Linked DNA regions of Homo sapiens: region 1 is linked to region 2. Evidence: chromatin contacts called from ENCODE Hi-C or POLR2A ChIA-PET data. All regions are on one chromosome and are shown on one strand. Each heading gives the region's core, a stretch centred on a gene start or an enhancer-like site at or near the end of the contact. The rest is flanking DNA. Distances are from core to core; before and after follow the strand shown.

Region 1 (6,799 bases), core at 417-2,916, 220 kb after region 2:
CCAGTCATAAAAGGACATACATCAGTTTGGGATGAGGGCAGAGTTCTGGAGATGGGTGGTGGTGAGGTGGTGATGGCTGCACAGCAGGGTAAGTGTACTTAATGTCACTGAAATCTAGACTTAAAAATGTATAAGTAACAATTTTTATATTATGTATATTATTTTCCACAATTTTTAAAAAGACTTCGGGGACTACCTTGGCACATGAAGAAACTTATTACATCCTCAAAGTTCACAGAGCGTGCCCAAGAGGATGGCCTGAAATACAGCTCACACCCTATGTTATGGAGGCTGCAGAAAGCCCCCTAAAACATCAGGGTCAGGGATTCGTGATAATCTTGTTTAAAAGGCAGATTCCCAGGTTCTCACCATCAGAAATTCAGATTGAGTGGGTCTGGAGTGGTGCCAAGTGTGTGCATTCTGTGTAAGCATCCCCAGGGGCTTTGACACAGTGGACCATGTTCTACACTTTGGGAGTTTCAGAAATGCAGCTTTGTGGAAGGCCTTCCTAGATGAATTCATTGTGAAATCCACACCCAAGCAACTAAATGAATCGATCTAGTGCATTGGACTCTTAGCTATAAACTAATTAGATTTAGGAGAACAACCTGCCCCGAATTATTCTGGCTTAGAGGAATTGATATTTATCCATCTTTTTTTCTGGCAATAATTTGATCCAATGGAATATGGAGGACACTTATCAGTTTGTAGCAATGAAATGATATCATCAGCACCACATGGGAAAATACCCTCTCACTCCTTTTACAGTGGGTCATGCACTAAGATCTCTGAAAGTGCTCCTTTAAAATAAATAAACACACATAGAATATAAGCTAAAAAGAAGGGATCAGCCCACTTTATGCTGCTCAGCATTACTAGATGAAGTCATTACTACCCACCCTATTGTTCCCGTTGTGGTAAAAATGTGTGCATGTGTGTTCTATTAACACCAGTGATGGAAAATCTCTCTTGAACTTTAGCCATTTCCAATAGGTTCCATTCCACAAAGTTACAAGCTAAGAAGAAGCAATTAGAGCTTTATGCAATTTTTTTTTTTAGAAATGTCTTCATTAAGTGATTAAGAGGCTAGCTTTGGCCAGCAGGATGTAGCTGTGCTTAAGACCTGCTTGCTCCTTATGGAAAACATCCAGCCTGGAAAGCCCAGGCAGCCAGCAATTGGGGGGTGGGCTATTCATCTCCTCATGGGGAGCTGGGAAGACTGTGTGCCCATCCATACAGGCTCCTCCTCAAACCCATGGGCTTGATTTTGAGAGCAGGCCTGTGGGATTGGGAACCTGCCAGACAGAGCAGACATGAAGCGCCTCCAAATGTAACCACCCGAAGGGTTCTCCTTGCCTGCTGCCTAGACTGAGCTGATTTCTCAAGACAGGGGAATTGCGATAGAAAAAGAGTTTAATTTACACAGAGCTGGCTGTACAGGAGACCAGAATTTTATTATTACTTAAATCAGTCTCCCTGAAAACTCGGGGATCAGGATTTTTAAAGATAATTTGTTGAGAAGGGGTTCGGAAAATGGGGAGTGCTGATTGGTCAGGTCAGAGATGAACTCATAGGGAGTCAAAGCTGTCCTCTTGCACTGAGTCAGTTCCTGAGTGGGGGCTAAAAGACCAGATGAGCCAGTTTATCAATCTAGGTGGTGCCAGTTGAACCTCTGAGCGCAGAGTCTGCAAAATATCCCAAGCACTGATCTTAGGCTTTACAATAGTGATGTTAGCCTCAAGATGCAATTTGGGAAGGTTCGGAATCTTGCAACTTCCAGCTGCATGACTCTTAAACCACAATTTCTAATCTTGCGGCTAATTTGTTAGTCCTGCAAAGGCAGTCTTGTCCCCAGGCAGGAAGGGGGTTTGTCTGGGGAAAGGGCTGTTATCGTCTTTGTTTCCAAACTAAACTATAAACTAAGTTCCTCCCAAAGTTAGTTCAGCCTACGCCCAGGAATGAACAAAGACAGGGTGGAGGTTAGAAGCAAGAGGGATTGGTTAAGTCAGATCTCTGTCACTGTCATAATTTTCTCAGTTATAATTTTTGCAAAGGCATTTTCACAAATGGAGTAAGGGAAAGAGAGGAGCTGAAGGAGCTGGTCTTGAGGAAGGAAAGCCCCCAGGTAGTAATTGTCACCTGTGCTCCACAGCCTGGCTGCTAAGAAAGAGTTCCACTGTGAGACCTGGCAGGGAGTGGAATATCTAGGACTGTTTCTAGACAGAAAGAAAGACAGAGGGCTGGGCTAGCTGGGCCTTGGATTTAGGGTCCTGGATTCAGACCCTCCCTGCGTCCATCTCCCACACCCACATCATGCCCTTGGGCTTCCTTTCCGTTCATGCTTCCTGGCCCTGCCTGTGTGCACATTCAGATGTTCACCGTCCCCATCCTTTCTCTCCAGCAGTGATGGAGGCGCAGGGGCCTGAAGCCTGGGAATGCATCTGCAGGCCTTGCCTGGGAACAGGGAACACGTGGACCCCACTGCCCACTCTCACACCCTAAGTGACCAAGACCTGTTTTTCTTCTGCATGTGATGTTCATTTTGCTCAGCTAATCCTCAAGGCCCAGCTGGCAGAGGGGTCTTCCACAGGAAGTACAGTGTCCCGCAAATATGTTTCCCTTGGAACCAGGCCAAGGGAGGGCCACAGCAATGATGGTCCACAGCCTCAATTAAACCTGGTTTCCAAAGGGTTTGGGGGGCTCTGTGGGGAAAGGGGAGGCAGAGAGTAGAACTTCCTGCAGCTTCCTGGCTTCAATCAGAGCAGCTCCAGTTTTTAATGTATTACATATATGGAACATTGATGGCCCGTGATGACCTTAGCTTTAAATAACTGTTCTGACATGAATGAATATGTGCATGTACGTATGTACACATGCATGTATAAATATGTCTACACATATGCATATACGCATAGATGCATGTAGATGCTCACTGATGATCTTAGTAATGATGGTTCATAATTTGAGGCATTCTCTGAGGGTGGTACCTGTCCCATAGCAGGGTCTCAAATATTTGATGCCAGGTGTGGTGGCTCATGCCTGTAACCCCAGCACTTTGGGAGGCCGAGGTGGGAGGATCACTTGAGCCCAGGAGTTTGAGACCAACCTGGGCAACACAGTGGGACCCTGTCTCTATAAAAAATAAAAATTAAAAAATTATCTGCGTGTCGTGGTGCATGCCTATAGTCCCAGCTACTCGGGAGCCTGAGGTGGGAGTATCATTTGAGCCCGAGAGGTCGAGGGGGCAGTGAGCCATGACCCCACCACTGCACTCCAGCCTGGTGACAAGCAAACAAAAACACAAAAATATTTGATGTGTGAACAAATGAAAAGTTTGGTAGAGTGTGTTGTGGGGACAGCAGTATGGTGTGAGGGAAGGAGAGAGTTCAGTCTATTATAATCATTAGTCTATTGACTTGTGGTAATTGAGCTATAGGAGATAAATTCCTACTTACTCTACACATTTAATGGACTCTTCCTCCCACCCCATCTTCCCTGTCCCTTTCTTTTTCCACAGCAGCTCTGCAACGGGCCAATAGCTTCCAGTCTCCAACCCCAAGCAAATACCAGAACTGGAGGAGAGAATTCTGGTGGAGTGAGTCACTAGCTCTCTGGGGGTGGGAGGCTGGGGCTGGGCAGAAGATCTCTGGTTAATTCTCAGGGGCAGCCGTTCTCATTCCTTACATGGTATCTCTCTGGCATGGCCTCCTGGTTGTCAGAGGCAAGAAATAAAATATAAGCTTGACTTTATTTCCACTGCTGACTAGAGGGAGCCTTTTCCAAGGGACTCAAGATCTTCCCATCCCCCTCCACCCCACCCCTGGCTCAGGAATTATGGAGCCTTAGGATTCTACAGTTTCACCCAGACAGGGCCTTAGCCATCATTGCCTCTAAGCTTTTTGAAATACAGATGAGTAAACTGAGGTTCAGGAACTCTATGATTTGATTCTGTACACTGGAGTGAGACTGGGCCATCAGATTAACGGCCTCACACAAAACAGGATGCTACACACAGACACCCACACATCCACACACACACACATGCACACGCACACACACTCACACCCCTACACATACACACACATACACACCTGCTCCTTTTTCTGAGTCACCCTTGGTCCCAGTGTCCTGGGGAAGAGCAGGGCTGTGGCAGGTGCTGAGGCGGCAGGCCCTGCCAGGGGGCGCAGTGAACACGCACAGTCTCACAGCATCTAGGCAGGCCGGGGATCCAGGGACTGCAGCACTCACTGAGCAGAGTTACCTCCTCAGGCCCTGAGCGAGGGGCAGAGACTCTTCATCCAGTTCCAGGCTCATCGCTGCCTTCCACCTCCCCCCACACCCACTCCCTCTCCAGCCTCACCCTAGGAGAGGAGGACCCAGAAAGGCCTTGGCTTAGACAGGGGTTTCTACCAAGAAACGTTGTTGCAGTTGGAACTGAGCCCTGGTCTTCCTTCCTTCTGAGTCAAGGCTCCCAGCCAGTGAGTCATTCCCCCACCATCCCCAGACGCACCACCGTCACACCAGGTCAGGCTGGGACAGGGGCACCTTGGGAGCAGGACCCAGGGCTGCACTCTTGGGCAGGCCACTTCATCTGAGGACAGCCTAGAGTCACTCCTGAATCCTCTGACAGCCCCCAGCGGCGACAGCAGAGGGCAGAGGAGCTAGCATTGCCACACATGGGTCATCGCCTTTACTGCCCTGCTCTGGCCCTCCCCAAGTCCCTGGAAGCCTGCTGCCCAGGCCCGGACTATATGAGTGTAGGGTCCATCCCAAGGCTTCCAGCCCACTCTACTGTGTGCCACCAGTGTGGGGGATCAGTCCCTCCTCAGGAAGCTCCCAGCCTGGGGTGAGAGCAGGGAGGCTGGTGGGAGACCCTCCCAATAGGGCTGGGTCGCTGGGGGAGGTGCAGGAGCAAGAGGACTGCTGAGCAGCCCCATGGTGTCTGGGATGGGCCTGGGAAACTCAGCCTTTAGTTATCAAGGAGTATTGCACAGCGTTTCTCGAGAGTATACAAAAGCTGCTTTGAGGGCAGGGCTTGAGTTTTGATCATTTCAATCAGCCTAGTGTCTAGCATGGTCTGGCCCGGAGGAGGAACCCAATCCTTGTTTGCTGAATCAATGAATGAAGTAAGGAACCAAGGAGCGAGCTGGCTGGACTGCGTACAAAGGGAGGACATGGATTCAGGCCTGCTCAGGCTGCCGCCCCTAGAGGGCGCTCCAAGACTTTGAGGGGGATTTGAGCCTTGCAAAACCTCCAAGTTCTGGGAAGCTGCACCATGGAGTCCCAGTCTCCCGAAAATCCCCAGAGCTGAAAGCCACGAGAGCCATCTTTTTTATTGTCTTTACTTTGCCCAAAAGAAAACCTCAGGGAGCAGGGCTGGCATTGCCATTGGGAGCAGAATGCATGGTACCATCCCTCCTGTCCAGAGGCATTACTGCCCCATCACAGCTGGTTCTGGCCCCAAGCCCCAGGTGGGAGGGCCGGAGGGGATATGTGGCTGCCCTGGGCACCCTCCCCAGCTGATCATGCTGCCAGATGACCTCTAGGATCTACGAGAAAGGTTGCTGCTGCCAGAGGGCCCAGAGAGGAGGTAGCACAAGCGCCTGACCCAGAGGCAGCCTGGATGCTGAAACTCAGGCGCTGGTGTGCGCATCAGCCTCCTTCGCACAAAACAACCCTAAGGGCCAGCTGCACGTGTGACTGAGACCCCTGCAGAAGGCAAGGCAGCCCCCGGTGGGCCATACCAAGGTTTCAAGGAAACGGCCAGCAGAGGGGGATGTGAGTTGGCCAATGAGGAGCTCTTGGCTCAAGAGTTGGAGAAATCCTGGCTGGGTAGAGTGTGCAGCCCCCTCTGGAATGGGCCAGGGCTTCAGCAATGTCTTTACTGGACGCGGCTTGAGTGCGTGAGAGGGTGGGAAACTAATGGAGTTCATATTTTGCTGACAACTAGCTTTTACTTTGTGTCCTGTGCCACTGGGCACCTCTTGTTTTTTTTTGTTTTTTTTTTTTTTCTTCTTGAGATGGGGTCTCACTTGGTCACCCAGACTGGAGTGCAGTGGCGTGATCTCAGCTCACTGCAATCTCCGCCTCCCAGGTTCAAGTGATCCTCCCACCTCAGCCTCTCGAGTAGCTGGGACCACAGGCGCGCACCACCATGCCTGGCTAATTTTTGTATTTTTGGTAAAAACAAGGTTTCGCCATGTTGGCCAGACTGGTCTTGAACTCCTGAGCTCAAGTGATCCATCCACCTCGGCCTCCAAAAGTGCTCTGATTACAGGTGTGAGGCACCATGCCTGGCCAACTGGCAATCTCTTTTTAGCCCATGTTATCTGCTCAACCACCCCATGAAGCTGCACCAGACAGCCCACTTTTTGGATGAGGAGACAGGGGTTAAGTAACTTGCTCAGAGCCAGGCAGCTGGTATGTGTGTGAAGGAGTGGACTTCCAGGCTCCCCTTCACCATCTTCTGAGAGAACCCCAAGACACAGTGGGCATCAGGAAGGGTAGGTTTCTCATCACCTCTCTCCCCAGGCTGTGCCCACCTCCCAAGCAGTGGCTTGAATGGCAGCCCAGGGACAAGGGGCTCGGCCTGAGCTGGGGCTTTGCTTCCCCCATCTCCTCAAGCCCTGCTGGAGTTCCATCTTGAAGGCAGTGCATGAGGACCACATGTGGAGAGAAAGAGACCCCCTAGCAGGGGTGGGAGTGGGGATTAGAGAAAGGAGAAGAAGGGAGTGGCTTCTGGGTCATGACCTCGTGAGACCTGAGGTGTTTCTGTCAGGCTTGTTTCCTGAGGTGGCCC
Region 2 (6,841 bases), core at 3,620-6,119:
CCTCGGAATGTGGCCTTATTTGGAGATAGTCTTTGCAGGCATAATTAATCAAGGTGATGCCACGCTGGAGTAGAGGGAGCCCTAACCCAATGACGGATGTCCTTAGAAGACGAGAAAACAGAGACACATGGCGAAGAAGGCCATGTGATGAGAGGGTCAGAGACTGGAGAGATTCATCCACAAACCAAGGAACGTCAAGGGGTGCCGGAAACCCCCGAAGCTAAGAAGAAGCAAAAAAGGAGCTTTCCCCTCAGGGTTCAGAGGGAGCATGGCCTGGCTGACACCTCGATTTTGGACATCTAGCTCCAGAACTGTGAGAAAATAAATTTCTGTTGTTTTAAGTCACCTGGGTTGTGGTCATTTGTTACAGCATCCGCGGGGAACTAATATGACCCCTTTATACCTTGAATCCTATTAACCAGTGATACAGGTTACCACTTTGAAAATAGGCAATGTGGTTGTCCCCACTTTACAGATGGGGAAACTGAGATTCTTTGAGGATCAGTAGCTTTCCTCAGGCTCCACAGAGTGTGGCTTCCATAGCAGTGTCAGAGCTCACACCTGGGTCTCTGCGTCCGCAGTGTTGAACCCTCTCCCTGGTGCCACAGCTGCATCCTTCAGACCCGGGCTTTCGTGGTTTCTAGTGAGTCTCAGGTGTCTGTTTCCAAAGTCGTTGCTCCCCTTCCTGCCTGGCACCCTGCAGTGACAAGCCAGCCCTGGAGGCCTCTCTATGCAGGATCCTCTCTTCCCCTTGGCCATTGAGAAGGGAAGTGTCCTTGCATCAGGCTGCCTTGTTCCAGAATCTCTAACGGACTGAGGAGTCCAAGCTGGGATGAATGGGACTCAGGCCACTGTTTCCAGGTGGGCTCACTGCCTTTGATGTCTGCAGCTGCTGAGAGGCCCTCTGCGTCATTTCACTGAGCCCAGGGCGTACCCTTCGTGGAGGAAACCACAGCCTCTCATCTGACCAGGAGAGGGGAGATCTGCCATCTCTTTGCTTTCTTTATTCTCTAGACAATTTTTTTATTTCTTTTAAAAACAAATACATGCTTTTTGGAAAAAAGTAATCAGGCTGAACTCAGTGGCTCATGCCTGTAATCCCAGCATTTTGGGAGGCTGAGGTAGGAATGTCACTTGAGGCCAGGAGTTCAAGATCAGCCTGGGCAACAGAGCAAGACCTTGTCTCTGCAGAAAAAAAATCTTTTTATTACCTGGGCAGAGGATCACTTGAGCCCAGGAGACTGAAGCTGCAGTGAGCTATGTTCATGCCTTTGCACTCCAGCCTGGGCAGAAAGAGTGATATATTATCTTTAAAAATTAAAAAATTATTATTATTTTTGAGACAGAGTCTCACTCTGGTTGCCCAGGCTAGGGTGCAGTGCCTTAATTGCAGCTCAATGCAGCTCAGGTTCCTGGGCTCAGGTGATTCTCCCACCTCAGCCTCCGAGTAGCTGGGACAACAGGCACGAGCCACCAACCCCAGCTAATTGTTTTTATTTTTAGTAGAGATGGAGTTTCGCCACGCTGTCCAGGCTGGTCTCAAACTCATGGGCTCAAGTGATCCACTCACCTTGGCCTCCCAAAGTGCTGGGATTACAGGTATGAGGCACTGCACCAGGCCAAAATTTTTTTAAAAATCAGAAAATATAACAAAGAGCAAAGAAGAAAACAGATATTACTTATATAGCCACCAGCAGTTTACTATGTATAAATGTCCAGAAGGAAAAAAAGCTATATTCATATATGCATCTGGTTATATTATATATAGAGAGTCATGCATTCACAGCTCAAATTCAACTATGTTTAAAAATAAACATTTATATATAAGCTCTTTTTACTCTTGGAGAAATGTGGCCATAATAACAATTTTATACTCTATCCTAAGCATTAACACAGGTCCTTAAAAATTCTTTGTATGTATCATTTAATATGGCTACATTCTACTCTATCAAGTGGATCACCACTTATTAGTCATTTATTCTATTACCAGGCATGCAAGTTGTTTCCAGTTTTTCATTAACTCAAAAAAAAAAAAAAAAAACCACACACACACACTCTTTTGAGCGCGGTTGATGTAAGCCTTTATATACATTACTGATGGTGCCCTTAGCATGACTTACTGGGTTCAAGGTCATGAACATAACTTTTTTTCTTTTGAGACAGGGTCTCACTCTATCACCTATGCTGGAATGCAGTGGCACAGTCAATCACAGCTCACTGCAGCCTTGACCTCCCAGACTCAGGTGATCCTCCCACCTCAGCCTCCCAAGTAGCTGGGACTACAGGCGTGCGCCACCACACCCAGCTCATTTTTGTATTTTTAATAAAGACAGTGTTTTGCTGTGTTGCCCAGGCTAGTCTCGAATTCCTGGACTCAAGCATTCCACCTGCCTCAGCCTCCCAAAGTGCTAGGATTACAGGTGTGAGTCACTGCACCCAGTCAGAATATAACCTTTTTACAGCTTTATTGAAGTATAATTTACATAACATAAAATTCACCTATAGTAAATATACAATTCAATGATTTGTAATAAATTTGTATACTTTTACAACCATGTCCACAATCAGTTTTAGAATATTTTTATCAACCCAAAACATTTCATGCTATGCTCATTTGCAGTCAAATATAGTCCTACTTTAAACCCAGTCAACCACAAATCTACTTTCTTCCTCTATTGATTTGTCTTTTCTGGACATTTCGTATAAACAGAATCATACAACATGTATTCTGTTCTGTGTGGCTTCCTTCCCTTAGCATACTGTTTTTATGGTTCATTCATGTTGTGGCATGAATCAGTACTTTTTTCTTTTTATGCTAAGTACTATCTCAGTGGATGCGTTTATTACATTTTGCTTATTCATTCACCTGTCAATGGAAATTTGGATTGTTTCCAGTTTTTGCCTATTAAGAACAAAGTTGCTGTGAATATTTGCATACAAGTCTTTGTGTGGACGTATGTTTTCATTTCTCTGGGTTACATTCCTAGGAGTAGGTCATATAATAAGTTTATAGTTAACTTTTTAAGAAACTGCCAAATTGTTTTCCAAAGTGGTTGCTCCATTTTATGTTCCCACCAGCAACGTATGAGAGTTCCACTTTCTTCACATCCTGTGGTACCTCTTCGTGGTTGAATTTGCATTTTCCCAATAACTAAGGGTGTTGAATGTCCTTTCATGTGTTTATTAGCCATTTGTGTATCTTTTTCAAAGAAATGTCTGTTCAAATGTTTTTCTCATTTTTAATTTGGTTGATTGTCTTAGTGTTGTAAGAGTTCTTTATATATTCTGGAAATAAGTCCTTTATCAGATATATGATTTGCAATTCTTTTCTCTTAGTCTGTGGCTTGTCTTTTTGGGGTTTTTTTTGTTGTTGTTTGTTTTTGAGACAGTCTCCCTGTCGCCAAGGCTGGAGTGCACAGTGGCAGGATCTCAGCTCACTGCAACCTCCTCCTCCCAGGTTCACACGATTCTTGTGTCTCAGCCTCCCAAGTAGCTGGGATTACAGGCATGCACCACCACGCACAGCTAATTTTTGTATTTTTAGCAGAGATGAGGTTTCACCATGTTGACCAGGCTGGTCTCAAACTCCTGGCCTCAAGCAATCCACCCGCCTCGACCTTCCAAAGTAATGGAATTACAGGCATGAGCCACCATGCCTGGCCTTGTCTTTTCATATTTTTAATGGTATTTCTAGAAGAGCAAAAGATTTTCATTTTGATAAAGTCCAATTTACCTTGTTTTTCTTTTTAGATTGCCCTTTTTGGTGACTTGTCTAAGAAAGTTTTGCCTAACAAGGTCATAAACATTTTCTCCTATGTTTTCCTTTACAAGTTTTTAAAATATAATTTTAAAATAATTTTTCATTTTGAACATAATCCATAGTAACATTAAAAACAAATAGAAAATATAAACAGGGCACAGTAGCTCACACCTGGAATCCTAGCACTTTGGAAGGCAGAGGCAGGTAGAGTTCAAGATCAACCTGGGCAACATAGTGAAACCCTGTCTCTACTAAAAATACAAAAATTAGCCAGGCATGGTGGTGGGCACCTGCAATCCCAGCTATGTGTGAGTGTGTGAGGCTGAGATGGGAGAATCACTTGAATCCGGGAGGCAGAGGTTGCAGTGAGCGGAGATGGTGCCACTGCACTCCAGCCTGGGCAACAGAGTGAGACTCCTTCTCCGCCTAAAAAAATAAAAAAATAAAATTAGCCAGGTATCTTGGGGCATGCCTGTAGTCCCAGCTACTTGGGAGGCTGAGGTGGGAGGATTGCTTGAGCCTGGGAGATCAAGGCTGCAGTGAGCTGTGAGCATGTTATGGCACTCCAGCCTGAGTGACAGATTGAGACCCTGTCTCAAAAAAAAAAAAAAAAAAAGAAAGAAAGAAAAAGAAAATGTTGATCAGCAAAAGGAAGAAGTTACAGATCACTCATAATCCCCCTGCCCCAAAATTCATGTTTTGTTACACGTCTTTATTGGTTACCTATTGCTGCATAACAAATTATTCCCAAAATGTAACAGCTTAAAATAACACATTTATTATCTCAAAACTTCTGTGGATTGGGAATCTGGGAGCACTCTTCTTGGTGCCTTTGGCTCAGGATCACTCACAAGGCTGCAGTCAAGGTATCCCCTGGGGCAGCCATCGTCTCAAGCCTCCGCTGGAAGAGGGTGCATGTCCAAGCTTGCCCATGTGGCTGTGGGCAGGCCTCAAGTCTTCACTGGCTGTTGGCTGAAGGCATCAATTTCTTGCCATGTGGGTCTCCCCACAGGGCAATTCACAACATGGCGACTGGCTTTCCTGAGAGCAAGCAAACAAGAGCAGGCAAGAAGGTGCCCAAACAGGCCACCCCCTTTTTGTAACTTATTCATAGAAGTGACATCCCTTTATCTTGTGCCCTGCTGAATGCTTAGAGGTGAGTCACCAGGTCCAGCTCACTCTCCAGGGAAGGGGATTGCACAAGTTCTGAATACCAGGAGGTGGGGGTCATTGGGGACCGTATTAGAAGGCTGCCACGATGTCCTTCTTGTTACTCATCTTTTGTTGTTCTTACGTATTGGGTGGTAAATCTTCACCTGTGGAACTTTTTCCACAGATGCAGGGGCCCCTTTCTAGATTCTAGATTCTCCTGAATCAGGATCTCCTGAGAACCGCAGTTCTCTGTATGCTTATCTCTGAAAAGCTCCACAGGTCATTCTAATGGGAGCCAAGTAAGAGTCACTCAAAAGTGAGTATTTCCCATATGGATTACAACTGCATATATGTTTAGAAGCATTTTTTTTTCTTTTTATCCCCTCAAATAGTGTTGAACACAAATGTGTTCCAGGTGCTTGGTTCTCAGTGTGGGGCCATCATTTCCATTTCTCCTCAGGAAGCTGTGTTTTACGATCCCTTTGCAGGCAGAGCCCCACCAACCAGGCCTGGCGATCATGACATCCAATTCCAGGGGCTGCAGGGGAGCCCTTCCTTCCGAGTGAGCCACGAGGCTGCCTGCCCTGGTGTTTGGCTTCAGGCAGCTCTGACATCAATCTGTCATTCCAGAGGACACTTTTAGATGTAAGTCTGCTGGTGTGGGGACTTTATGAGAACAGGAATCCCTGGCTGTGAAATTGCTGGCATTTCATGATGTGAGAGAAGATTTACAAGCTCCATGCTGAGCTAGGCTCTTAACACAAGCCCAAGCAGTTACACAATCCAGCCTGCCAGGCAGGCAGAATGTGCAGGGAGCGGCAGGTGGGAGGAAGGGGAAGCTGCCACTTTACCATGCTCAGGACGCCTGGCCCTATCCAAACACCCACTGGGGGCTTAGTGCAAAGTTGCCTTAACTGTATTCACTGCAGCACGGGTCCCTCTGCAGATCTTAGTAAGCAAATGGGCAGTGGTATGTTGTGAGACTGTGGATTCAGAGAGGAAGGAATTTCAAAGGTCACTCTCTCCCGTCCTCTCCTGATGCTCCCCTCCCACCTTCCTAGCTAAAAGCTAACTCCTACTCCCCAATCCAAAGGAAACACAAGCATGCCCTCTCCCATAATCCTGTTCAATTTTTTTTTTTTTTTTTTGCATAACCCTATCTCTACTGTGTATGTATACATTTTAGTTTTTTCATGGCTTTTTTTTTGTGTGTATGTGTGTGTTGTTTATCTCTCCTGCTTGAATGTGAGCTTTCTAAAAGCAACAGCTTTGCCTGTCTTGTCAGTTTTACTTCTGGCATTCAAATCATTGCTAGACCTCAGTACATCCAGACATTGCTAGACCTCAGGCGCTGGCCTGTAAGGTCCTGAACGCCCTGCTTCCAGTATCCAAATATTCATTCATTCATTGAATGCACAGTTTTACCACTGTACCTGCTCAGGTCTCCTAAGCTTAGTGGTGGCCTCATCACACTGATTTTCACCTTGATAGGTTGATTCAATGAATGAATTAATGACTGTTGTGATTCTGCCAGGGGCAGAGAGCTCAGGACCTTATGGATCAGCCCAGCCTGGGTCTGATGGCTCTCACTCTTGGCCCCTCCTCATTTTTCCCTGCTGTCTCCCTGTGTGTACCCCCCTTCATTGTCCTCACTTGAAAGGCCACTCTGAACTAGCCTGCTCCTCTTGGAGCGCCCCAGAGATTCAAAAACAGCAGCTGCATGCTTTTCAAGATGAATGTCCCTGTTTCTTTTAGCTGTCTCTCGCGTGTCATTGTCATCCTACTCACCATCCTCGGGAGGGGTCTAGCGAGCCATTGTCCCTCAATAATTTGGGTTAAGTCTTTGAGATTCTTAGTAAGTCTTGGCAGTTTGCAGATTTTGAGACACTTCCCACTCAACACTTAGCTCATTTCTTCATGCTCAGATTT

Evidence for each region. A loop is a pair of places that touch in the nucleus more often than their neighbours do. ChIA-PET counts read pairs that join two places held with the same protein, here RNA polymerase II (POLR2A).
Region 1: a map of HepG2 shows a loop between it and region 2 (4-fold over the local background). The contact joins two enhancer-like sites. A Hi-C loop is called at or near these places in 9 of 168 maps with a recorded cell type or tissue (CD14-positive monocyte, GM11168, HepG2 and 5 more). POLR2A ChIA-PET finds 5 or more read pairs at or near these places in 8 of 52 experiments (AG04449, BJ, HEK293 and 5 more).

The regions. Positions count from the first base shown.
Region 1 is chr11:12,283,570-12,290,368 of GRCh38, forward strand. It overlaps a transcript of MICAL2 not described here. Among named protein-coding and RNA genes, the nearest start is that of PARVA, 91 kb to the right of the region's middle. Within about 2 kb of position 1,667, at least 6 of the 41 ENCODE cell types and tissues checked have a DNase peak (open chromatin) inside an H3K27ac peak, as active enhancers do; they include PC-9, where a contact is called at or near this core.
Region 2 is chr11:12,061,447-12,068,287 of GRCh38, forward strand. It overlaps LINC02547 (long intergenic non-protein coding RNA 2547), which reads left to right. Exons shown (of 2, transcript NR_135109.1): 2 at 1-339. Among named protein-coding and RNA genes, the nearest start is that of LINC02989, 22 kb to the right of the region's middle. RefSeq lists enhancers at 4,490-5,689, 4,705-5,227. Within about 2 kb of position 4,870, at least 22 of the 41 ENCODE cell types and tissues checked have a DNase peak (open chromatin) inside an H3K27ac peak, as active enhancers do; they include PC-9, where a contact is called at or near this core.